Linked DNA regions of Mus musculus: all the other regions are linked to region 3. Evidence: chromatin loops called from intact Hi-C (ENCODE). Cell type or tissue: left cerebral cortex. All regions are shown on one strand. Region 1 overlaps Ercc6l2 (excision repair cross-complementing rodent repair deficiency, complementation group 6 like 2). Region 2 holds the start of Gm40981 (a long non-coding RNA gene). Region 3 has its middle 20 kb from the start of Gm30999. Region 4 holds the start of Hsd17b3 (hydroxysteroid (17-beta) dehydrogenase 3). Region 5 has its middle 2.6 kb from the start of Ptch1. Region 6 holds the start of Gm30950 (a long non-coding RNA gene).

Region 1 (4,000 bases), 140 kb after region 3:
CAGGCAAGGTATAGAGCCTTTGTTAACTCCTAGGTGGGAAAAATAGGGCTAGGGACTCAGTGATACCATTTTTTTTTAGGGTGGGTGGGAGGATGACTGGAAAAGGCCCACTGTTGATTCTAGATTTCCCAGCCACAAATTAAAGACTGGAATCCCACTCCTCCCAGACAATAGGAATCAGGACTCTTTTACAAGCAGAGGACATGGCCGGAGATTGTCAGGCAGGGATGCAAAAACATGGGGGGTGGGGGAGCAGGTAGGAGGGTTGAGAGCTCTAAAGAGCTTGTGTTGGAAGGAGGGACAGAAGAGTGTCTCCATCAGTCATGAGGTATCTCCTAGGCATTGTTAGTCAAGAATAATGTAATGACCTGGGCTTCTAGTGTTCAGAAGCCAAATGTGGGGGACTGTGCTAGTTTGATTTAATAGCCTGGTCTACTTACTAACTAGAACCTGGTGCTTCTGGGAGATTCTCAGGTAGAAGAGAAACAGTCCGAGCAGCTATTGCCAATACAGGGCTGTGTGGCCTCTCTGCCTAAGTTTCTTCCTCAATAAAACAGATAACACCTGCCCGGGAGAGGTCTAGGGCAGATTAAATGTGAAAAGCACTTGAAATGTTAAACAAACGACTAAGTAAATGCTCAATAAATGTGAACTGATGTAGTTATTCCCCAGCCCAATCCCCTTTACCCTCCCTAACAGAGGAAATGAGAGGTTTACTACAGCGGAGGTCCCTATGTTTCAACAGGCTTTGGGGATGCAGTGTGGAAAATGGATTAGAGAGGGAGGAGGCCGAAGCCTGGGAACCCAGGGAGAAGTCTGCAGGCATCCAGATGGGAGGTGGAGGGACAGAAACTCAGGCTCTTGGCAGTGGGATTCAGGAACTATTTCAGAGACATTTTCTCCAGGACGTGATAACAGGTTGGGAATGGAGGCTTGGCAGAAGGCTCTGGCTTTGAGGGAAGCTTGAAGGTGGGAGGGCAGTGAAGGCAACCGCAGGGCCTGTCCTAGAGGGTGTGTGGCCAAGGACTGGAGGCCCAGCCAGCAGGTCCAACAAGCGCAAGGGCAAGACGTGCACCGGCTTGGGGGAGTGCGTCTGGACGTGGGGGGCCGCTTCCCGGGGCAGCTGGCCGGGGAATCTTAGGTGGAGTTCGCCAAGGTGCTAAGTCGGATTTCCTCCTGGGCCAGCCTGCTGTGTGTTTGTGAGGCTTGCCTGGCTGCGTCCCCGCGGCCCTCGCTAACACGGAGCCTGGAACCGGCCAGGAGTTCCACCCTGCCAGTTTCCCACTTCCTTCCTAGCTCTGCTTTGCAGCTCTGTCTAGGTGCTTGCGGGAAGGGGGGAGCCTTCGTCTGGCAGCTTCCCAAGACTGCGCGTTGGGGATCAGTTGAAAGTGATTTAGACAGCAGAAACCGGCGCCTCTGGCCTCCAGGATTCAGAACATTTAAGCCTGGGGTGCACTCGCCCAGTCAACTGTGCCAAGCTGTGCCCCGTGGGGGTCCCCACCTGCTCCTGCCTATTGACTGTCCATATACTCGCTTGGTCTCTTGACTGACACCGCACTAGGTGACCATCCCCACTCTCCTGCCAGGATACTATAGGGACTCCACAGGATCGCTGACATACGGCGTCCCCTTGCTTTAGGGCTTCAGTTCTTTAAGCTCCTGCACTACCAAAGCTGGACCACCCACGGCGTCACGCTGTGAGGGATGCGGGAAGCCGCCTGGCTTTCGGCTGGTGGCAGATAACGCGCCCCCCACTGGCTTGAGCTCAGGAGTTTTCCGTCGCTACTGCCAAAGCATAATTCCATTAGCCATTCTTCTCTTTTAGGGTAGATGCTCTGTCCTGCCAAGTGGGAGGGAGAGCAGCGCTAGGCTTTGTGGCCCCTTTCCGGGAGTTGCCAGCCACCGGAAGTACAGAGAAGTCCTCATTTGGGGCTCACAGTATCTGCAGTTTGTCCGCAGGGTACGGCCAAGCTCATTTGGCGGTGGTCCATCTTGTTGCAGGCAGAAAAGGAAAAGCCCAGGAGTTGCACCTTGCCTACCCTCGGATGGTCAGCTGCCTACTGAGTGTCAAACCTATCTCTGGACTGATTCTGACTTACTCCGCAACCCGGGTGTACCCCCAAATACACAAGAGGTTAATCTGTCAACAGTTCTTAGTTTGGCTAATCCAAAGCCTGCTCCCCTACTAAAAGGGCCCCTTCATGCTCCCCGGGGAGTGGTGTGGGACTAGAGGCCTCCAAAGACTGGAGAAGCCCTCGGGAGCCCATTTCTTCTGGTTTCCATCAGTGGGAGTGCTTTACTGGGGGGCGGGGCACTGATTTCTGCCCATGCAAACACAGCTCTCCCTCCCCTATATGCTCCAGCTGCCAAGTGTGAGTGACCATGGCCGGCCCTGGGACACAGATTCAAGTTACCTCAAATGCTGTGTTCCAACATGGTAAGAGGTTCATGAGTTTCTTGTAGTAACAGAATAAAGTAATAAAGTATTCCTGTGTGTGTGTGTGTGTGTGTGTGAGAGAGAGAGAGAGAGAGAGAGAGAGAGAGAGACAGAGACAGAGAGAGACAGACCTGGAGAGCCTGCTGTTTTCTGAATAGATAGTTCCTATATGGTCCTGTGAGCTCAGCTGAATGTGGGCAGGTACTAGCCTGACACTTCAATGTGCCAGTCTCAATGCCAGGAGCTATACAACATGAAACTTTACAGATAGGACCTCCTTGCCTTTACATATAGCTGTCACTTAACACACTGTCACCTACACTGCTGCTCTTACCACTGTCACCTACATAGCCGTACCTATCACAGACCAGAGAAGCTGGGAAAGGGGTACTAAATGAATAAATCAGAGTGTGTAAACCATATATATTAAATTCGATGAAAGAGGTTTCAATTAAAATCAAATGTTTATTCATTTCCTTTTACTTAAGAAATACAAAGTTAGGCTATAAATCTATTTATATTTACTAAATCATAGTAATGTGAAAAGTTAAGGCATCGGAATCCTGGGCAAAGATAAAAATCCCATTTCTTTAGACCACAGCACACAAACTCTGAGTGATTATAAAAATTAGCATTTTTAACATAATGCCATACATTGAGTCCTAATTGTTGAGTCTTCATTATAACTTTTATCTAAAATAATTTAATAGTAATAGAACATAATTCCAAGGAAGAAGGAAAACAGTAAGTTCCCAATGCCAATGAGGAGAGGGCAGTGGCTGCCACTTGACTTTGGGGCATTCTGGAGTTTAAAAGTGGAAGGCTGTGTGTCGGTTATCTTTCAGATAATGAATGGGCAAGTCACTCACGTAAGGCCACGGACTCACACAGGAGGGAAGATGCCAGTTAATAATAGTTATATTATGACACGTTACAATATGATACAATTACATTTGTTCTGAAGACCAAATCTGGGGCAGGAGATGTAGCTCAGTTGCCCAGAGTGCTTGCATAAAGTCCTGGGCTTGACCTCCAGTACTACATAAACTACATACATGAGCGTTAATGATTAAAACAGATATTAGGGAAAGAACCCATGATAACATGCTAGGCTGTTTAGATTATACTAAAGCAATAATTTAATACACAAGTTTGTAAACAAATGTTCAGTGTGCCCCATACATGAACATCCATAGCCAGGGCCAGCAGCTCATCAATATCTAGGTTAATGGCACGTCCATGTCCTACTCTCTCTCTGTATTGCTTATGCTTTCATCGTCAACATCTGAGCTTAATGTCTTCCACAAAAACTTCTCGTTTGCTTTCCAAAGGGAAGCTTCCAGCTCATCTTTCCTTTTGGAGGCTGAGGTACTGGGTGCTTTGGTACACAGCGTCTCTATCACTGCCAAGTCAGTGAGTTTGCTGAGACTGTCATCATTCTGCTCATTCAAGATGTCCCAGAAATCTTTTGGTTTCTGCTTTGCTTTTGCCACAGGTCCTGAAAGAACATTCTTTGGCAGCTGTGTGGGACCTTCCCCGTGGCTTTTAAAGAGGTCGTTAAGA
Region 2 (4,000 bases), 1.1 Mb after region 3:
TTTTTATTTTACTCTAGGTGTACGGGTGTTTGCCTGTGCATATGTCTGTGTCCCGTGTGCATGCTGGATGCCTGTGGAGGCCAGAAGAGGTTATCAGATCCCCTGGAACTGGAGTTGCAGAGGATGTGAGCTGTCATGTAAGTGCTAGAAACTGAACCCTGGTCCTCTGTAAGAGTCACAAGCACTTTTCAATGCTAAGCCATCTCCCCTGCCTCTCAAACCTTTTTTTTTTTTTTTTTTTTTTTTTTTGGAAGATGAGCAGAATGAAAAAAATAAGAGAAACACGAAAGCATATTTGACAGGGAGAGAAAAGTTTCGATTTTGGGCAACTTTGGTTGGTTTCCTGTGTGTGTATTTATACACATACACATATACATCACTATTCTGCGTTATAAATGTATTTCTTATGGAGAGTTTCGGGGGGGGGGCAGGGGAGAATAACCCTGTGCTATGGGATTTCCTGCATCACCAGCCAAACCTTCAAAGCTGCTGCTGCCCACCAAGCCTCTGATTAATGACTCTTAGCTTTATATTTGTATGGAAATTCATCATCTGAACCCTAAGTTTTAAAAACTCATGTTCAGAACTAGGTCTAGGGTTTGGGAATAAAACAAGTGACCCCAGGTAGCTTCAAGACTGCAGGTGTTCTAGTCCTCCACACATGGCCAAGAGAAGCCAGGAGAAAAGCACGACCTCTAATAATGATAGTCCTGGAACTATTTTCTATATGTGTGACAGTTTACGTGGGAACAATTGGCAATTTCAGGAACGTTGAAAAGATTACCACAATTTAAATAAAATATTGGTTAATAAAAGGCTATGCTCCTTGGCTTATGACCTGCTAAGCACATTACAATGTGTAATATATATACATATTGAAGTTAAATATTCCTACTAAATGTGATCACATTTGGATCATCATAAAACTTGCCAGTCAAATGAACATGGAGCTAGGGTAGGGACATCTTTTTCATGCTGGTGGCAGGGTTAATGTTTTTGCAATTTTAGTGTGTGTGTGAAGGTTTAAGATATCTGGCTATGAATCAAGTCAATAGGTAAAGGTCCCCATTTGATTTTCTTTTATTTGTCGTGATTTAGAACAGCACAGGGCTTGTGAGTGGCAGGTATTTGGTGACTTTATCATAAATTTTAAGAGATTCGGGCAAGATTTCCCCCTCATGGCATCTCCTGGCACCCTGATCATTAAGGTATTGATAGAATCCTGTTCAAAAGCAGTATGTTGGGCCGCTGAAGCTAGAGAGATGGGATGAACAGATGGGGGTCTTGTCTGTCTATTATCTATTTTTCGAGACAAGGTCTTGTTGGCTAGCCTAGAACTCACCATCTAGACAGGCTGGCCTTGAAACTGCACAAATCATCTTGCTTTTGTCTCCCAGGTGCTGGATTTATAGGTGTGAGCCCTGCTTAATCTGTTTAAGGGTGGCTTAAACCATGCCTAGCTCAATCTGTTCTTGATTTGTGTCTATCCCTGGATGTATTTTCTTCGTAATCCCTTGCAATATTTGGGCACCAGTGTTACATATGCCCCACAACGTGTCGTTGATCCTTTTACCAAAAAGCAAAGGAAAAAAACCCACCTAACTCTGGTGAAGTTCTCGCTCTACAAGGCTGAGCTGTTTGGAGTACATCTTGGCTATCTGCGCAGACCTTGAATAAGCAAACTATTAGTAATAGTTTGGACCTAAAGTTATTGACTTATCAGGCCTTTCAAAGTACTGAACATTTTATTGTATGATGTCACTTGAGCAAACTTCCTACAACCAACAATACAGTCTTTTCTGAAATTACCCTCCTTTACAGCAAACTTCCCAGCTGTCTACATTCATTTTGTGAAGACAGAGGCCGTGTACATTCTGCTTGTTTTTCTTACTGCTACACACTGATGACAGATTGCCTGGAACTGGGTTCCTTACATGCAGTTTTATTCATTTTTCCAAATACCGAGTTAAGATCCTTGCTGGGTTTTTTTTGTTGTGGGAGGCCAGCTAGGTGTCTTACCCAGGAGCGCCCCCTTGTGGCTAGCACATCGGCAGCCATGTGCACAAATCGTCTGATAGCATAGCTTCTTTTTTTTTTTTTTTAATTTATTTTTTTATTAGGTATTTTCCTCGTTTACATTTTCAATGCTATCCCAAAAGTCCCCCATACCCACCCCCCCAATCCCCTACCCACCCACTCCCCTTTTTGGCCCTGGGGTTCCCCTGTACTGGGGCATATAAAGTTTGCAAGTCCAATGGGCCTCTCTTTGTAGTGATGGCCGACTAGGCCATTTTTTGATACATATGCAGCTAGAGACAAGAGCTCCGGGGTACTGGTTAGTTCATATTGTTGTTCCACCTATAGGGTTGCAGTTCCCTTTAGCTCCTTGGGTAATTTCTCTAGCTCCTCCATTGGGGGCCCTGTGATCCATCCAATAGCTGATTGTGATCATCCACTTCTGTGTTTGCTAGGCCCCGGCATAGTCTCACAAGAGACAGTTATATCTGGGTCCTTTCAGCAAAATCTTGCTAGTGTATGCAATGGTGTCAGCGTTTGGAAGCTGATTATGGGATGGATCCCTGCATATGGCAATCACTAGATGGTCCATCCTTTCGTCACAGTTCCAAATTTTGTTTCTGTAACTCCTTCCATGGGTGTTTTGTTCCCATTTCTAAGAAGGGGCAAAGTGTCCACACTTTGGTCTTCGTTCTTCTTGAATTTCATGTGTTTAGCAAATTGTATCTTATATCTTGGGTATCCTAAGTTTCTGGGCTAATATCCACTTATCAGTGAGTACATATTGTGCGAGTTCCTTTGTGATTGGGTTACCTCACTCAGGATGATGCCCTCCAGGTCCATCCATTGATAGCATAGCTTCTTAAATCAGCAGTGACAAACTGATGGTATCTCTCCCTCACTCATGTGCCTTAGCATTTCCCAAAGTGTTCTTCAAGGCTAGGCGGATGAAGGGGATGCTTTGTCTAGTCCATCTCTTTCCATCTTGCTATGACCTCAGAAGATACCTACTCTGTGTGCCATGCTACAAAGGAAACTCAACCATGTTATCTTTGCCTTGCTCTGCAAAGATGGTCCCCAGTGTGGTGACTTGCTCCATATAACCCAGGCTGGCATGTATAAGGATTCATACTTTAGACACAGGCCTTTTCACCCAAAGACCTGTTCATGCATGTGTGGTAGAAATGGCCTTCCAACATTGAAAGCCACTGTTTTTATACGATGGCCATAGAAATGTTTTATAAAGGAAATTTATTTTGTGAATACTTTAGATATAATGTGCATAAATTTCAGCTTTTTTTAAAAATAAGATCCCCACAGCAAAACAAGTTATATGTTTTGACTACAAGTGGAAGTTTGCATGATGTTGTCAGGGTTTTAGGAACATTACAGAGTACAAACCTTCCTTTTGTGCTTGTTTAAAAAAAACCTGAATTGTTCTAATAGACCCTGTGGGGCTGTATGTGTGTGTGTGAATAAGACAGGAGTTTGATAAAGTTTCCCTGAACCACGTACTAGGAACTGAGGCCTACATCTTTTTTTTTTTGTTTTGTTTCTCAGGTGGCATGAGTACTTATTTGATCTACACAGACTCACATTCTGGATTCACAGACCTTCCTAGATCATTATCTGTGTTTGGATACAGCTTTTCTGAGTATGTTATTATGCTAATTGTTTTCTTCATGACCCAACAAACCATTTCTATACATTTTACTAACTGGGAAAGTAAAAAAAAAAAAAAAAATCACTGTTTTAAACCCAGGTCTTCTAGAAGGGAGAGCCCAAGCTAGAATTAAAGTGTTGATTTTCCATTGCAGAGGGAAAAACCAAGACCCTGGAGAAGAGCCAAAACACCAGGAGGCAAGACACAGCACAAGGCCATACTGTCTGGGACATGGCAAAGAGCCACTGAGAGTAACAGCACAGCATAGGCTCAGTGACCCCTCCCCAAGGAGGAGTCCTTCAGTAAAGCCCTAACTCTATG
Region 3 (4,000 bases):
AGCATTTTGGAAAGGCTGACATTCCCAAGCTGCCTTTTTCATGTTTCTATGATTTGGTCCTAAATGAGAGGAAACCTTTAACCCAGAGGGAAACCTGGTTTCTGAGCTCTGGCACTTTGGAAACACTCCTGAGGTTCTTGGGGGGAGGGGGGCAGCTGGATGGTAAGACCACCCTATGCACAGCCATCACGTGTCAGGACTTCCTGCAGACCTGCCACCATCTGCCATCTCTAAGGAGGCTCTTCTCACAGGCATGCTGGACTTTGGGAAGTTGGTGCTCAGCTCCCTCTCTCGTGGTCATGAAGTCTGGCTGTGCATCTGCAACTTCTATGTTCAAGGAAAATGCAAATGCAATCATTGCCTTAGAAAATGCTGCCGGAGCCGGGCATACCTTTAATCCCAGCACTTGGGAGGCAGAGGCAGGGGGATTTCTGAGTTCAAGGCCAGCCTGGTCTACAAAATGAGGTCCAGGACAGCCAGGGCTACACAGAGAAACCCTGTCTCGAAAAAACCAACCAACCAACCAACCAACCAACCAACCAACCAAAAACAAACAAACAAACAAACAAAAAACAAGAAAATGCTCAGAAAGTCAAAATGCAAGCAAAGGATGTACCCTTTCCATCTTCCTATTTCCTCCTTACACCTGCAGCCAGTCGGCAGGTTAGTGGCTGACCCAAGGAGCTGACTCCAGAAGATCAGGAGGGGTGAATAGATGTGCTATTCGGGATGTGGGGATGGGACATGGAGAGACTGGACACTGAACAGAGAACAGCCTCTGCAAACTGGGAGCATAGCAAAGCCAGGATACGCCAGGCTGAATGTACTGCGATGGAGAAGGGCTGCTTGCAGGAGACAGTGACAAGTCAGAAACCAGAAGGAGAAAGGACTCTCCAGAGGCCAGAGCTGGGCTCAGCTGAAGGACAGAATCTGTCTTTGACTTCTGCCAGTCCTCATTGCTGAGAGCAGTCTAGTCTAGGCCTCGAGCTATGCCCAGACAGTACTAGGGTGTCTCTGTGCCTCACACCCAAAATGCAGTGGTGAGATTTCAGAGCCTGACTGGGCTGGATTGAAGAGCAGTGGAAGGGAATGGGGCTTTTGGAGACACTCCCTCTATTTTCTAAACATTTGTTTATTGAGTGTGCACGCACAAACATGCAGAAGCCAAAAGAGAACTTTTGGGACTTCTACCATGTGGGTTCTGGGAACTGAATTCAGGTGGTCAGACTTGGTGCAAGCACCTTTACCCACTAAACGAGAAAAATCCCAATGAAACCAGGCAGTCACTCTTGTTCTCAGTCCTTCTCGTTGTAGTTATTAGCACCATGTGTGCAGCTTTTGCACAAGTCCCGTCTCATAGGCAGCACAGGTTTTAATTCTTTGCCTCCTTTGCTTCTGGATCAGCCTTTCAGGATTACCCAGCATCACAGACTAGACTTTCCAAGCCTAAACACCAAGACGAAAACCCCCTAGAGCTCCTCGACCAGAATCGCCTTCCTGGATCACCAGATGCCCAGAATCCACCTCCCACCGACATTCCAGGAAGGCAGACTTTAGAGTTCAATCTCCACATTGTTTAAGGAGCAGAGGAGGTAGAGTGAGGACCCCTGGTGAGAACCTGTCCCTGAAGTATCAGGCCGTTGTCTTCTACTGACCACCAGAGGGCAGTGTTGCACTGTGCGAACGCTAGACTGAGCGCCATGCACCAAGCACTCTAGAGGATTAAAAGTTCAAATTTATCCTTGGCTACTAATCATATTTGAGGCCAGCCTGGGCTACTTGAGACCCTGTCTCAAAACAAAACAAAAAACTGTTGAGAGGGTTGTGAGTTTGATTATGGGCATCATTGTTAGGTCAGTCTCTCTAGGGTCAGACAAGGATGCCTAACCTTCATCCTGTTTTTAGAGGGGCATGTCACAGGCCCTGTGTGGACAGTTTCAGCATAAATTATGATCATCCCTCAGTGCTGGCAAGAGAGTCATCCACGGGCTGGCACTCCACCTCAGGCCTCAAATAAAAATCTGAGTGTACTTTGCCCCTCATAAAAAGTGTGATGTGCACCCCACCATCCCTAAGTAGCTCAGCGTGAATATAATAGCCAAATGTTGCCTAAAAAGTTGTTATGTTGGATTTTCAGAAACTAAAGTATACATATTAAAACATATGCCATTTTGAGGGTTTTTGTTTGTTTTGTTTTGTCTTGTTTTGGTTTTATACAGGGCTCTAACGAAGCCCAGGCTGGCCTCAAACTTGCTGACTATCTAAGGATGGCTTTGAACTTATGATCTTCCTAAACCTTCCTCCTTAGTGTTGGTACTTCAGGTGTGTACTCCATGCTGTTTAAGTGGTGCTGGGGTCAAACCACAAGGCTTGGTGTCTGCTAAGCACACACCCCAACAACTGAGTTCCATCTGCAGTCCCAAATGTGAAATTTTTGATCCTTGGCTAGTTAGGCCTGTAGAATGGAGCCCATAGCAGTGGAGGGCGACTATGGTCAGGTTGGAGGGATGCCCACATCACTCTAGTAATTTAGTTTTAGAGAGTCTGTGGGGTTTTGTTGTTGCTGCTACTATTGTTGGTTTGTTCCTCCGTAAGAAGCTAACTTCAAAGGCTTGCCCATCCCAGCAGGCACTGCTCAGTTCTGGTAAATTCAGACATACTTCTAATGTTTACCCTGCCCCGGACATGGTGTGTTCACTAGTAGCTTTTGTAGCATAGTTTTGCTTTGTTTTTTGTTTTTTTGCTAATGGAGATTGAAATTCTGCCACAGTTCTGTGTAGATGCAACCCCAAACCTGTCAGTCTGCCGGAGACTTTTTGTCCCTGACCTCCTGGCCTCTCAGAGAAGGACACAAACAATGCTTTCCCTCTGGGGGGGATCCATCCTGGGGCAGCGCAGACCCAGGGTGGGTGGCCAGCCGCAGCTTCCCTCTGAAGGGAAGCACGTGCAGTCCTGGCTTCTGTCGACTCAGCTCTGGGAGCACCACCTCCTCTCAGCGAGCTTGGGGGCCTTGGCTGCTGGGGATGACCTGCAGGCCTTATCAGTGTTTATCTTTCAGCAAAATCCCAGAGGTGGCTGATCGTGGTGTCTGGGACTCTGACAGCTTGGAGGGCAGGCAACTATGCTTTTTCCCTTACACTCTCCCGACCCCCCAACTCCCTCACTGTAGCAGGCTCTGCACGATGGCAGAACTAGCCCATGAACTGTTAAGAGGGCTGTGGCTATAGCCACATTTTCTTTCTAAAAACCAGAAATTTTTGGAGGACTGAAGAAATGTCTCATTGGCTAAGAGTGCTTGTTGCTCTTCTAAAAGAACCAGGTTCTGTTCCCAGAACCTATGTCTGGCAGCTCACAACTACCTGTAGTTTCAATTCCAGAGGATTCTACGTCCTATCTGACTTCTGTGAGTAAACATGCATGCTTGTGGACATGCAGTGTAAACAAGAATAAATGAGGTTCAAGCTAGCCACCCTTGTCTAGAACACTCCACAAGCTTTTCCATGGGTTCCAGATGAAGTTCTCTTCTTTGCCCTTGTCCTCTCTTCCCTCTGTGATCCGAATGGACTTTCTGACTTATGTAACTCCCCTATGACTTCAGTGCAAGAAGCTTGGGAGTGTGTGGACATCGCTGAACAAAGGAGACAATCGCACTGAGTATATGCTGGACTTCCACACTTGAGCAACACTGTCCCTCACAGATTCGCTTCCATCAGTCATCCCTCTCCAAGGGCACTGGCCCTGGTGTACTTCAGGGACCTGCACATTTTCACCTTAGGGCCTTTGTATCTGCTTATTATTTTACCTGGAACACTCCTGTCCCAAATTCACATGGCAGCCACTACTTGTCATTCAGGTCTCAGCTCACAGACTCTTAAAAAAACCACTTTTTTCCTGGGTATCCCAGGAGGCGCTGGGTTCTCTCCTACATCACGATTCCATTTCTTTCAGAGCTTGTGCCATTTTCTGAAAAAACTCTTGTTCCCACATTGGACAATTTCTT
Region 4 (4,000 bases), 52 kb before region 3:
CAATTTACTAAAATGATTAGCTCAAGCTCAGGTGTTTGCAATGGTGACTTTAATATCTATCTATCTATCTATCTATCTATCTATCTATCTATCTATCTATATCTATCCATATACATACATATACATGTATATATATACATACATATACATGTATATATATATACATACATACATATACATGTGTGTGTGTGTATATATATATATATATATCTTAGTTTGTATAATTTTTTTTGTTTGTATGTTTTCAGGGCTGACCATTTGGTATTAGATAATCAATTGGTGTGCTCTTCCCTGGGGAAGAGTCCTTATTAGTTGCTTATAGTTCTTGTGTAGGGTTGAGGCCTAGTGGACTATCCCAGGCTTACTTTGGCAATGCCTACTGATGTTGTCCTTGTTTTGCCAGTCATGCTGGGTGAGACTTTATGGTGTAGCTTTTGACATTAGTAAGGAAAGACTCTTTCCAAGTGGCCAGTGTTTTCCTCTGAACACTGCCTTCCCATGGGACTGCAGGACTTCCCACAGGCTCCATCGCCTCCCACATCCCCACCACGCAGGGGATCAGGCTTTTAATGCAGAGACCTCCTTTGGAGATCAAGTCACAAGACCAAGTCTCTTTGGAGACTCCCAGAGTGCTCTGTTTCCTCTCTCTGGGTTTCACTTGTCTTCAAGTCTACTGTCTTCTTTACCCAGTACCTCCACAGCCACAGAAGCCCTAACCATGCTGTAAAGATATTATTAAGAATACTTGATTCAGATGCCTGCGAATCACAAGGTTACATAAAGAAGTTCCTCTAATCTAAATGCTCCCAGATACATGGAACACACCCAGAGCCTCCTCAGAGGAGATCTGGCGGGCACCCAGGCCACTTGCCCTGGGAATCACACGGGGATAAAGACCAGGTCCAGCAGCATCTCCAGCAAGACAGCTCCAGAGGAGGCCATGGAGAAGCTCTTCATTGCTGCAGGGCTCTTCGTGGGCCTGGTTTGCCTGGTGAAGTGCATGAGGTTCTCGCAGCACCTTTTTCTGAGGTTCTGCAAGGCTTTGCCAAGCTCTTTCCTGCGATCAATGGGACAATGGGCAGGTAAGAAGATTCTCCCAGTCTTATTCTCTTATTCTTACGTCTCAGAATGCCTCTGTGACTCCGCACAACATGTAATGGTGTGACTAGACAGCATGTGTGGAACTAGAACTGTCTGGAAAATCAAGGTATGGATCAGGAGATGGGGAAGGGGACTGCCCCCCAGGTTTCCCTCGTGTCTGTTGCTTTGCTAGATTTACTTCTTTTTGGAGTCTTTCTAATAATACCAATAATAAACCAGGCAGAGGTACCGAGTTCTCACCTATAGATTTCCAGATTTCTAAACTCTTGGCTGGTGTGCTTACATTTTATTAAAGGGAGTTTCAAAAAATTTTTTAATCCAAATGTTAATTTATTTTTTTAAAAATGCATTCTGTGCCTCTATTCACTAAACTTGGCAACTTTGTAAACTTTCTCATGGATTTTTTTTTTTTTAATGACCATATGAGAATTGTTTAGGATGGACCCATGGATTTCTAACGGATGCTTCTTACACTTCCACTGCGTATGCACACGTGTACATACGTGTGTATGAATATATGGTATGTACACACGTGTGTTTGCTGCTTTTATTACTTACTAAGCCACTGAGCTTGTGTATTCTGGATCTGAATACCCTACCAGGCACAGTCAAATGCCCGAGTATCTGTGCAGCTAGAACCCTGCACAGCTGCCGCCCATGAAATGCCCGAGTATCTGTGCAGCTAGAACTCTGCATAGCTGCTGCCCACGTAGCCCTTCTAAGAACACTCCCCAAAGAGCAGTTAAGATGCAGCCAGAAACTCTGTGGCTTCAAAGTGAGAGGTACAATGTTAGCTTGTTTGAGAGTTAGGAATGAATAAGATAACCATGAGGAAATATGCGATGTCGTCAGGAACAGACAAACCAGGGAGGGAACAGATTTCACATAGAGAACAGGAAACTCTGGGAACAAGGCTGGAAGATACCCAGAGAAAAAGTATACTGATATCTATGCTCAATAAACGTGAATCTTTTTGTTATTTTTAAATAAAAATAGTGGGTTTTAATGAACATTTTAAAAACTGTGTCTAAAAAAAAATGTGTGCCCTTTAATGCTTGGTGCCAAGGTCAGCTGCAGGTAGGTATATTTGTGGTGACTTGTGAAACTTGTAATTGTGGTCGTCTGTCTCCAATTTTGGAAACGAAGGGCTTGAAAGCCTATGAAATTGTTGGGTACTAGTAGATAGTGGTATTGGGGGCTAACTATCCAAGGTCCTCAGGTCCCTGCATCCCCCATACACATTCCTGTATCCTCTTTGCCAGGTTCCCTATCTTCCAAGGCATTGAGGGCCACGGACCTATGGGGTGAAGGAGGGGAGGGGCCAGATTGCACTTCTCAGAAGGAACCCTGAGGTGTTCTTAGGGTGAGCAATGGGCAGGAATGAAGCAATGACAGTGTACATGCTTGCCCTTGAGTTGCTAAGGTTGTACTGCCCCAAGCCTGGATAAAATACTTGTTGGCTTAGTGCTTGGCTACATTTCATAGTGTGTTTTCTAGACTCACAGATCCCTCCAAAAGCGCGCACACACACCCCCACCTACACACACACACACACCCCAAAGACAAAACAGAAAAGCCCTTCACCCTTCACTTGCAGTGTTCTAACCAGGTTACCAAAGGCTGGAAACCTTGGAGTGGAGCAACGTGGCTTTGTGGTATTGAGCATTCTAGACAGAGATATACAAGAGACTGCGAGAGAGAGGCTTGAAGATGTGTCCTCTTGTTTCAAGGCTGCCACTGTTTCTTTCAGTGATTACCGGAGCAGGCGATGGCATCGGGAAAGCCTATTCATTTGAGGTGAGGTGGCTCCTTTTTGTGGTATGGATTTTGGAGACCGGTTCTTGCCATGTCTCACAGGCTGACCTCAAATGGATCTAGGTAGCTTTCTAGGTAGCTGAGACTACAGGTGAGTTCCACCAGCCTAGCTTTGAAGCTACCCTCCAGGCAACGATCCCTCCCTTGTGATAAGCATCCACCCTACCCAACACTTTCCTGTGTACAAAGATTATAGACATTCATTTAAAAAGTAAAATACCGGGGCTGGAGAGGTGGCTCAGCGGGTAAGAGCACTGACTGCTCTTCCGAAGGTCCTGAGTTCAAATCCCAGCAACCACATGGTGGCTCACAACCACCTGTGATGAGGTCTGACGCCCTCTTCTGGTGCATCTGAAGACAGCTACGGTGTACTTACATATAATAATAAATAAATAAATCTTTAAAAAATAGATGAAAAAGTAAAATACCTTTAGTATGAGAGTAGACTGAAAAAGATCATAATCCCATCCCTTAGACACTTAAAAAAAGGTTTATTTTATAGGTGTTCATGTTTGTGTGTTTATATGTGTATGCCACTTACATACCCAGAAGAGGGCATCAGATCCCTTTGAGCTGGTGTTACAGGTGATTGTGAGCCACCAATGTGGTGGCGCACGCCTTTAATCCCAGTACTTGGGAGGCAGAGGCAGGAGGATCTCTGTGAGTTCAAGGCCAGTCTGGTCTACATAGTGAGTTCCAAAAAAGCCAGGGCTACATAATAAGACCTTGTCTCAAAATAAGTAAGAAAATAAATCCCTTTTATTTATCCTATACTAGTAGGAAACATACTAATTCAAAATTTATTTCTGTAGATTAGATGTATCAAGTATAGCCGTTGTTTCAAAAACACTGGGGAGGCTGAGACAGGGGATTTCCCCCGGCAAACTGATTAACTAGACTAGACAATTAATGAGGTCTGGGTTCAGCGAGAGTTGTTGCCAAAGTCAGTTAATTGGAGAATGATTAAAAAGGAAACTTCAGGTCTCCACACGCACAAGCAGCCACATGCGTGCTAGGCTAGCCTGCACATACATGTGAGCCCATGAGCATTTAAACACTCTCACACACACCACATGTGTGTACA
Region 5 (4,000 bases), 470 kb after region 3:
GGTGGCAGATTGGCTTAAGATTTAACTCTTATCCAAGCTGCCTTAGAGTTGCCCAGGCCCTATCCTATCACTCCTGTCCTGTATCCGGGGCTACCCATCCATATGTAGAACACTACATCCCCACCTCCACCATCTTTCTGCTACCTTTGTAATATCCATACACAAAGCATCACACCCACTTCCTCTCTATATCCCCTCCTTGCAATAAAAATACTGTAGAATTTAGTATCATATTTGCAATTCTTTGAATTTCTGAAAGGCTGCTGAACTTAATGGGGGGGGGAACTTTATGACTAAGCCTAGGGTCAAATGGCTGGAACATCTTTACCTCTATATGCTGCAGAAATGAGCTACATGATAAAGGATCTTAAAGACTCTTAGAGTTCTGAGAAGTCAGTGAAAAGTTAAACCTCAACATGTTTGGCACTAATAATTTCAAACCATTGGAACATCCTAACTCAAAGGACAGATGCTTTATCTCAAGTGTCATCCTAGCACTTGGACAATCTGATGTCATTTCTGAGTTGTGTGTGGTAGGGCTATGGATATCTGAAGCACTGAACAGAGAGGAGAGGAGACAGCGAGGGAATCCAGAACATTGAAGGAATCTGTCCTGGGTCATGATGGGAAGAAAAATGACAGTTTATATTTTCTATTGAACTTCCTTTGGAAGAGTGGATGGTCACTCAGCTCTGGCTTCACAGAGACTGGCAGCTCCTGCTGGTCAAGGCCCTAAGCTCTCCGTTATTTGGGGAGCCACCAGGCAGAAAGACCCTCAAAGGGACTGTATTGCCAGACACCTTAGCAGGCCTGTCTCCTCCACTCTGCCTCTCAGGTCTGTGGAATCCTTGCAGTTAGCTGGAAGTTAACAAACCCGGTGTGGCTCAGCGGTCCCCTGCACAGGGCATGCATATTAAAGCCGACAAAGCTTACAAATGTAAATAAGGGTAGATTGATTAGGAACAACATTATCGCTGGGAATGTCACACTCACATGCATCAGCAATGAGGCAAATTGGGGGCAGCCTCAGCCCTGACCACCCAAGTCGAGCAGTCTTTTTAGACTGGCTCCTCTTCCCTTTCTTAAAACGTTACAGAAACAAGGCCAATTAGATCCCCAAAGTAATTCATCTCTATGAAAAAAGCAGACCACAGGGGAAGCGGCGGGTGGGGGCTGGGGAGATTAAGATAGCGCTTGTTAGAGAGAGCCTGGGGGTTGCGTCCTGAAACCTACGGGTAGAGTTTACAGGTCAGGACCATTGTCTGGGATGCTGAAAAGTTAACCTATCAAACAGCGGGCGAGGGGTCGCAGAGCGCTGCAAACCTCGGGGTTCCATGTTCAAAACGTTTAAGAATTAAGTCAAACCAAGGGAAAAGCGCCCGAGTGGAAGAGGCTTTGCATAGCTGGGCTAAAGTTTCATTCTAGAATCCAAACAGCTATACTGCAACCCAAGAAGTAAAAAGCTGGAAGAGGGAAACAGTACACGCTTAGGAGTAAAATACTGTAAGGAATTTGAAAAGACAACGTCTATAGAGCGATGCCATACACACAACCAGCTTCAAATTAAAAACAAAACAAAAACCCAGGCTGACCTTTGAACTCGGGATATCACCCTCAACTTTCGAAAAAACAGCCCAATTTCCAAGAGCATGAAATGTGAAAGCTTAATAGTAGTTCACCCCCTTTCTACCTTATGCTGACAACCAACTATCTTAACAGTCATGCTTCCAGCACGTTACTCGACGTTAAGGTAGTTAGTGTCTTTCCCCTCCCCTGCATGCCTTTTCAGGATTTTTCAGTTCTTCCGAAAGTCAGTCTTTCGAAAAATCACGTGCTCCCTGGTGTTAGAAGTTTTGAATTTCCGAGCTGGCCTAACACCCAGGTCCTCTTCTTTACCCCGTGAACACCCCCAAATGCTTCTACTTGGTCTCTGTTCGCTCAGATTCATCACCCCACTTTAGGAACCACACGAATTCTGCGGGTTTGGGATTCAGGATGGCAAGGCGTCCTAGGGAAGCCCGGAAGGAGACGAGGCTAGAGGGGCGGCAGGCTGGGCAGCGATGAAGGACCGCAACGCGATGGGGGTGGGGGAGACCTCACCCTCCACCGCCAGCCCCAAAAGCCGTGTGCTCCGCCGGTGGCCGCGCGCCCCTGCGCGGCCCCTGTCTAACCGCAGCCGGCGCCGCTGAATGGAAGGGCCGGAACGCAGCCATTGGCTGGCAGCTGAGAAGCCGCGCGTTCATTGGGCAACGCGAGGGGGCCGGGCCGCCTTCAGGAATGTACTACGGCGTGTCCGGCACGTCTGTCCGCGGCGGTAGGGCGCGCACACTGCCCGGGGCCAGGGAAGGTTGTGCGCACTGTGATGAGGGCTGGGGCGTGCTGGCCTCGCGCGCGGACCCTGTTACCTGTGCGTCCGCATCACGAGCAGGCCGAAGACAGGAACGCGCGGGCGCGGACGCGCACTAACGCGGGTGCGCGCATGGGCCTCTCGGTCCAGGTCACGTGGTGGAGTAGGCTCCGCCTTCTCCCCCACTCCTCCCCCCCCTTTCCCTCCATCTGGGTTTCTTTCTTTCCTTTTCTTTCTTCTTTTTTTTTTTTTTTTTTTCTTCAATGAACACACACCGTGTGCATCTTAAAGCCACACTGCCCCATTTCACGGGTTCATTTGACTCCTCACTACTCCGGTTCCTTCTGCAGTTCAAGTCGGAAAAGAAAAATAATAGGACGTAGCAGAATCCCGTGTTTCTGGGTCTGGTGTCTACTGCGGGGAGGAGGAACTTCAAAACTTATTGGAGAATGGAATGTGCTTTCTTAAGTGTTATTTTTTTTTTTTCTTAAAGAGCGTAGTTGTGTAGACAGTTTAATTTGTTGCTGGCTCCAACATTCACTCCCCTCCCCACTACGCATTTTTCTTCTTCTTGTTGTTTGTTGTTGTGAATCCCCTGAATGTCTTGGTGACACTGGACACAATATCAGGACAAATCGTAGCGCTCTATGAACAATTTGTTTAAAATGAATTCCACATCAAAGCCTTTATTCTCTTCTACGTCACGCTATTAAATGTTACAGGGTGTGTATCGAGCTTTATTTTGTTTTAAAGTTTAAAACTGACTTTAAGAATGTGATTAATTAATGAGGATCCAGACGAATTCCAAATATCAGGAAATCTCTCATTTCCATTTCTCTGGCCTGCTGAAAAGATTTGCTTTTTATATATTAAAAATTCAAATAAAATAGCAGACTTGTCTGGAGTCTCCTTATAGACGTTTTCAAATTGGACTGTATTGTGTATTGGAGGGGGGCGATAGAGGAGTGAGAGGGGTTTTTAAAAGGGCTGGCTTTTCCCAACATCCTTGCTCGCCTCTTTAACTTTCCATTTTGTTTATCTTAATACGAGGCGTTGTTCCCTGCGAGAGTCTAAGTCTTGCCTTTGGTTATAAAAGAAAAGAGGAGAAAAAAAAATTGGCACACACTGGCGCACTATCCACCACCCTGTCATTATTGGTGCAGGCCTGGGAATTCAAGCCGGACCTCCCAGTATTTGCTGCAGCTTGAGGCCAAAGTGCCTCTAAAAGGGTTTTCTTTGAGGAATCTCAGAAATTGTTTAAGCGCTTAAAAAAATATATTACCTATCCCTCATGTCTATTGCGAGGCAAATGCTCCTGTACGTGTGAGTGTGTGCGTGTGTATGTGTGTCTGTGTGTGTGTGCGCGCGCGCTCGCAAAAGGCGTCTCGAAAAAGAAGACACTGTTGAAAAGAAAAGAAATAAGAAAGAAAGGAGGGGGGAGCATTCCTTAATGGAAGTATTGCATGCGAGAGGGTTGGCGCTGAGCGAGCGCCCCCCCACCCCCAAGCCTGGGATGCACACACGGGGGTTGCCTACCTGGGTGGTCTCTCTACTTTGGTGAGCTGTTGCTAAGCAGCTAATAATAGTCATGTTTGCTGAGTAATTTCTGCCCTCCAAGAGCCAATCGCGTTGCAGAAACCCAAGCCATCTGAC
Region 6 (4,000 bases), 110 kb after region 3:
TGTACTAACTACTTCTCTCTTATCTGTGGTGGCTTACAGTTAATATGGCAGGGAAGGCGCGCCTGAAGGAGCATGAGGCGACTGGTCGCACTGTGCCAGCAGTCAGGAAAGCGGACAGAAGACAGACAGAAGGACCCGGTTATAAAACCATACCACTTCAGCCCCACTGACCCACTGTCTCAGTGAGACTCCACCTCCTGAAGGTTCCACAGCTTTCCAGAGCAGTACCATGAGCTGGTGGGCACTCCATACTTAAACCACAACCATGCAACATCCCTCACTTCCGAATGCCATGTTATATTATTATGCTAACCAGCATACGCTGTGTAGTATGTTTCTGCCTCTCCTTAAGCACAGGAGGTAGAGTCCAGTGGAAGAGAGTTAGTCACTGGAGGTCCTTTGAAGGGGGTGTCGGGGCCCTTTTGTTTCCTGGACACCACGATATGAGCGGTTTTCTCTATCCCATGCTCCCCAGAAAATGAACTCCCTCTTCACCGCTGCAAAACAATGACAGTCAAGTCGCCGTGGACTGAAACCTCTGAAACTGGAACAAACCCTTCCCTCCATGAATCCTTTGCCTTGGCTAATTTCTCACAGCAATGGAACACTAGAGCTACCGGGGAGCACAATGGTTAGCTCCGGAGGCTGTGCTGGTTTATATTGATTGCCAGCTTGACAGGCTCTAGAATCACCATGGGAACAAATGAACGGCATGCTTGTGAGGTAGATTGTAAGCTGGAATAATTGAAGCAAGAAACTCACTCTAAGGTAGGCAGTATTGTCCCATAGGCTTGGTTCCTGGACTATGCAAAGAGGAGAAGGCAGCCTGGCCCCTGTATTCATCTTTTTTCATTCTAGTCTCTGGGGACAAAACGTGAGCAGCTGCATCGAGCTCCTGTCACCACACCTACTGCACTACTACGGACTGAAGGCGAAAGCCGCTCCACATAACAGACCAGAACAAACCTGTTCTCCCGTAAGGCACCATTATCGGGTGTTTGCCAAGGCTAAAGCAAACTTAGTGATGCAGGGCTTTGAAGCCAAGCTGTCTGGGTTCGGATACAGGCCATTATCTGGCAGATTCAGAGGAGCCTTTACAGAGACCGTGGCTCCCCAGTACTGTCTGTTCCCGAGCATGCACGGGGCTTTGTTGCTTCTTATAAATCAACACAGCAACTATGATGAGCTGCCATGTGCACAATGGCGGTGCGCAAGACTGGCTTTCCTTAGAGCAGGTGCCCTCTTTAACTGGCTCTGAGGACACAGGTGGTATTTGTAAGTGATCACATAGAGACCCAAAAGCAAGAGGCCAAGGAGGCCTCTGGCCAACAGTCACTGGGTCCTGAGGCTGTCACTCTAACACGACTGCAGGAATAGCCATCTGCCGACAGCCACAGATCCTTTCCTGCTGGTGTCCCAGATGAAACTTCAGTGCTGCCTGACCACTGGACTGCAGCTCCTGAGAGGCCCTAAGCTAGATTCTTTAGATTCTGATTCTCAGACCCTGGGAGATAAGGGCAGAGGGTTGGTTAAGCTGCTAACTGTGTAGCAATCGTGTTGGCAATAACAGATAACTAAGTATCTACTCTCAGTATGACCTTGAGGAAGTCATTAAATCAATTTATGCCCTAGTTTCCTCATTTGGAACATGGAAAAAAAAGCTAACTTTGGAGGTCTGGGTGAGCATGAAGCAAGTTAACTGGAATATGCTTAAAGCTACCCCAGCTAGAGGTAACTTGTCACACATAAATGTTGGCTAATGTTTTTAGAGCAACAGCAGATTCTGTGCCCCTTAAGGAACAGCCTTCTCAGATGAGCAGTTATAATTGCTCCTGTCCTCTCTGCTGGCTCTCTCTCTCTCTCTCTCTCTCTCTCTCTCTCTCTCTCTCTCTCTCTCACTTGAACGTTTGGTGAACCTTACTTGCAGTTAGAGATTTTTTCAAAGCACAAAGCACTTTGCCTGGGAGCATGGCCCAGAACAGTTGGCTACCATCTGTCACACTCTGTGGCTCTCCCACATGGGGATCTTTCAGCACCATAGAAGGGGCAGGTAGCAGTTTAGCTTGGCCGGTATGTGGGAACTCAGAAGCACAGTATGGCTGTGGATATCTGCTACACTCATATTTCTTATAATGCATTCCTGTAGGGGCCAGCAGAGCATCAGAGAACTGTACCATGAAGCAGCTGAGAGAATTCTTTCCAGCTCTGAAGAGAGAGGCTTCCTGCCTCTCAAGGGTCCTTTTGCTGTTCTGCAACAAGCTTCCAACCTCTCCCCCTTGCATCTGATCAATGTCCACACTTCCTGTCAGTCTCCTTCACACATCCCTTCTGCATAAGCACCTCGCCTTCAGGTCCACCTTCTGCCAGGATCCAGCAGGGCACTCTATGCTGGTTCGCTTTTCTTCACAGTACCTAATGTGTGTGACCCTTTTACTTTCCCATCCAACAAGCCCTTCTGGTTTGGTGGCAGGAGAATAAGGCAGGAAGAGGAAGGTATGAAGATTAGCATGTGGGAGAAAGCGGCGGTAGATAGATAAAGGACAGACAACAGCCATGCATAAGGAGAGAGCAGGAGAAAAGCCTGAGACCTGTGAGTGAGCAAGAATGACCCATAAAGGGTTGAGCCTCTAGTGAACCCGAGCTTCTAAACCTCTGGGCTCTGGCCTACATTCCAGAGAGTACCTTCCCCTTTCTTAATAACTAAGCTGTCTATTTCAGCCACTATCCATGCATGTCCTTCATCTAGTAAGAACCTGGGAGTTTCAGCATGTGCCTTCTAGGCGCTGATCCGTGCTTCTGACATTTTCACACTCACCTTTGTCTCCTCTTCCCACCTCCCTTTGATCTGGTGGATGCTTCCCGTTGTCCCCCAAAGTCAACTGCCTAATGAACACACATGGCCTCCCTTCGCAAAGATACCAAGCAAAAGCTTTGCTGGCTAGCTGGTTTACATTCTGCTAGGGATGGGTGACACTCCAGCTGAGCAACTAGTTTAGTGAGACAGTACTTACCTACCAAATGGGCTGTGGGGTTCACACCCAACACACACACACACACACACACACACACACACACACACACACACACACAAGTATGAAGTGACCCTCATCAATCCTGAGACCAAGTTCTGACCCCAGGGATACAATCACACTTTCAGGATTCCAAATAGACACAGCAGACTACAGAACCATCTTGTTGGTGGTGTCCAATCAGCCATGCGAGAGTGTGTTCCTTCTTCAAGGACTGACCCCTCCAAGAAGTAGGTAAGCTCTCACTCTCAAGATAGCTTTGGATACAGTAGGAGACTGATTCTAACTTTAGCTTCTTTCAAAGCTCAGGGGTTGAGGATGGAGGAGTTTGGGAGGTAGAACACCACACTTCTGCCTGTGGTTGTGCAGCCTTTGTGAGAGGTGCTTCTGTCAGGGTGTCCTACCTGCTTACCGCTGCCACTCTGGAGAAGGCTTCACGGTGTGCAAGTTCCATTTCAGCACAGGAAAGAGAATTCTTATCACTGCTGACTTTGTAACTGGCTTTGTAACATGGGTTTGTGACTGTGGGCAAAAGTTTTCATGGATATAAATCACCCTCCAGAGAATGAGACCTACCATGGAAGGAAGGAGAGAGGGAGGGAGGAAGGGAGGGAGGGAAGGGGAGGAAGAGAGAGATGGAGGGAGGGAAGGAGAGGGAAGGAAGGAAGGAGAGGGAAGGAGGGAGGGAAGGAGAGGGAAGGAAGGAAGGAACAAAGGAACAGGAAGGAAGGAAGGAAGGAAGGAAGGAAGGAAGGAAGGAAGGAAGGAAGGAAGGAAGGAAGGAAGAGGTTTGCTTACAGACCCAGTATTGCTAGCACCAGGAGCACTCGAGCTTGCTCTTGGTCACCTTCCTCCCTCTCCCCTCATTTACCACTCCCCTCCATTCTCCCTCTCTCCCCTTTTGCCCTTGAGAGAGAGAGAGAGAGAGAGAGAGAGAGAGAGAGAGAGAGAGAGAGAGAGAGAGAGAGAAG

The links. Peaks named below come from ENCODE experiments on the same cell type or tissue, not always from the same donor. Only the 100,000 strongest peaks of a DNase experiment are listed, where the experiment ranks them.
Region 1: it touches region 3 in a loop (4-fold over the local background); 3 of 42 quality-filtered maps call a loop at or near these places.
Region 2: it touches region 3 in a loop (2.8-fold over the local background); 8 of 42 quality-filtered maps call a loop at or near these places.
Region 4: a loop joins it to region 3, with 2.3 times the contacts of the local background. A loop is called at or near these places in 8 of 42 quality-filtered maps.
Region 5: it touches region 3 in a loop (2.1-fold over the local background); 9 of 42 quality-filtered maps call a loop at or near these places.
Region 6: a loop joins it to region 3, with 2.5 times the contacts of the local background. A loop is called at or near these places in 4 of 42 quality-filtered maps.

Annotation. Positions count from the first base shown.
Region 1 is chr13:63,899,185-63,903,184 of GRCm38, reverse strand. Ercc6l2 (excision repair cross-complementing rodent repair deficiency, complementation group 6 like 2) reads right to left here. Exons shown (of 19, transcript NM_001013608.3): 19 at 2,883-4,000. The coding sequence ends at 3,682. Gm46423 (a long non-coding RNA gene) reads left to right here. Exons shown (of 3, transcript XR_001780983.2): 2 at 2,002-2,134; 3 at 2,364-2,426. Among named protein-coding and RNA genes, the nearest start is that of Gm46423, 5.5 kb to the left of the region's middle. In left cerebral cortex, a CTCF peak has its summit at 1,764 (motif pointing left); DNase peaks (open chromatin) are centred at 911, 1,325 and 1,791; H3K4me3 peaks cover 979 bases; H3K27ac peaks cover 705 bases.
Region 2 is chr13:62,917,833-62,921,832 of GRCm38, reverse strand. Gm40981 (a long non-coding RNA gene) reads left to right here and starts at 3,998. Exons shown (of 3, transcript XR_873589.1): 1 at 3,998-4,000. In left cerebral cortex, a CTCF peak has its summit at 2,025 (motif pointing left); DNase peaks (open chromatin) are centred at 1,989 and 3,925.
Region 3 is chr13:64,034,195-64,038,194 of GRCm38, reverse strand. No RefSeq gene overlaps it. Among named protein-coding and RNA genes, the nearest start is that of Gm30999, 20 kb to the left of the region's middle. In left cerebral cortex, a CTCF peak has its summit at 1,659 (motif pointing right); DNase peaks (open chromatin) are centred at 1,677 and 2,966.
Region 4 is chr13:64,086,069-64,090,068 of GRCm38, reverse strand. Hsd17b3 (hydroxysteroid (17-beta) dehydrogenase 3) reads left to right here and starts at 868. Exons shown (of 11, transcript NM_008291.3): 1 at 868-1,082; 2 at 2,852-2,898. The coding sequence starts at 941. In left cerebral cortex, no CTCF peak of the experiment used is centred here; a DNase peak (open chromatin) is centred at 1,817.
Region 5 is chr13:63,566,328-63,570,327 of GRCm38, reverse strand. It overlaps a transcript of Ptch1 not described here. Among named protein-coding and RNA genes, the nearest start is that of Ptch1, 2.6 kb to the right of the region's middle. RefSeq lists enhancers at 485-1,546, 3,855-4,000. In left cerebral cortex, a CTCF peak has its summit at 2,199; DNase peaks (open chromatin) are centred at 2,344, 3,529 and 3,986; H3K4me3 peaks cover 2,480 bases; H3K27ac peaks cover 2,193 bases.
Region 6 is chr13:63,927,665-63,931,664 of GRCm38, reverse strand. Gm30950 (a long non-coding RNA gene) reads right to left here and starts at 3,910. Exons shown (of 3, transcript XR_382567.2): 1 at 3,828-3,910; 2 at 3,434-3,551. In left cerebral cortex, a CTCF peak has its summit at 2,146; a DNase peak (open chromatin) is centred at 2,073.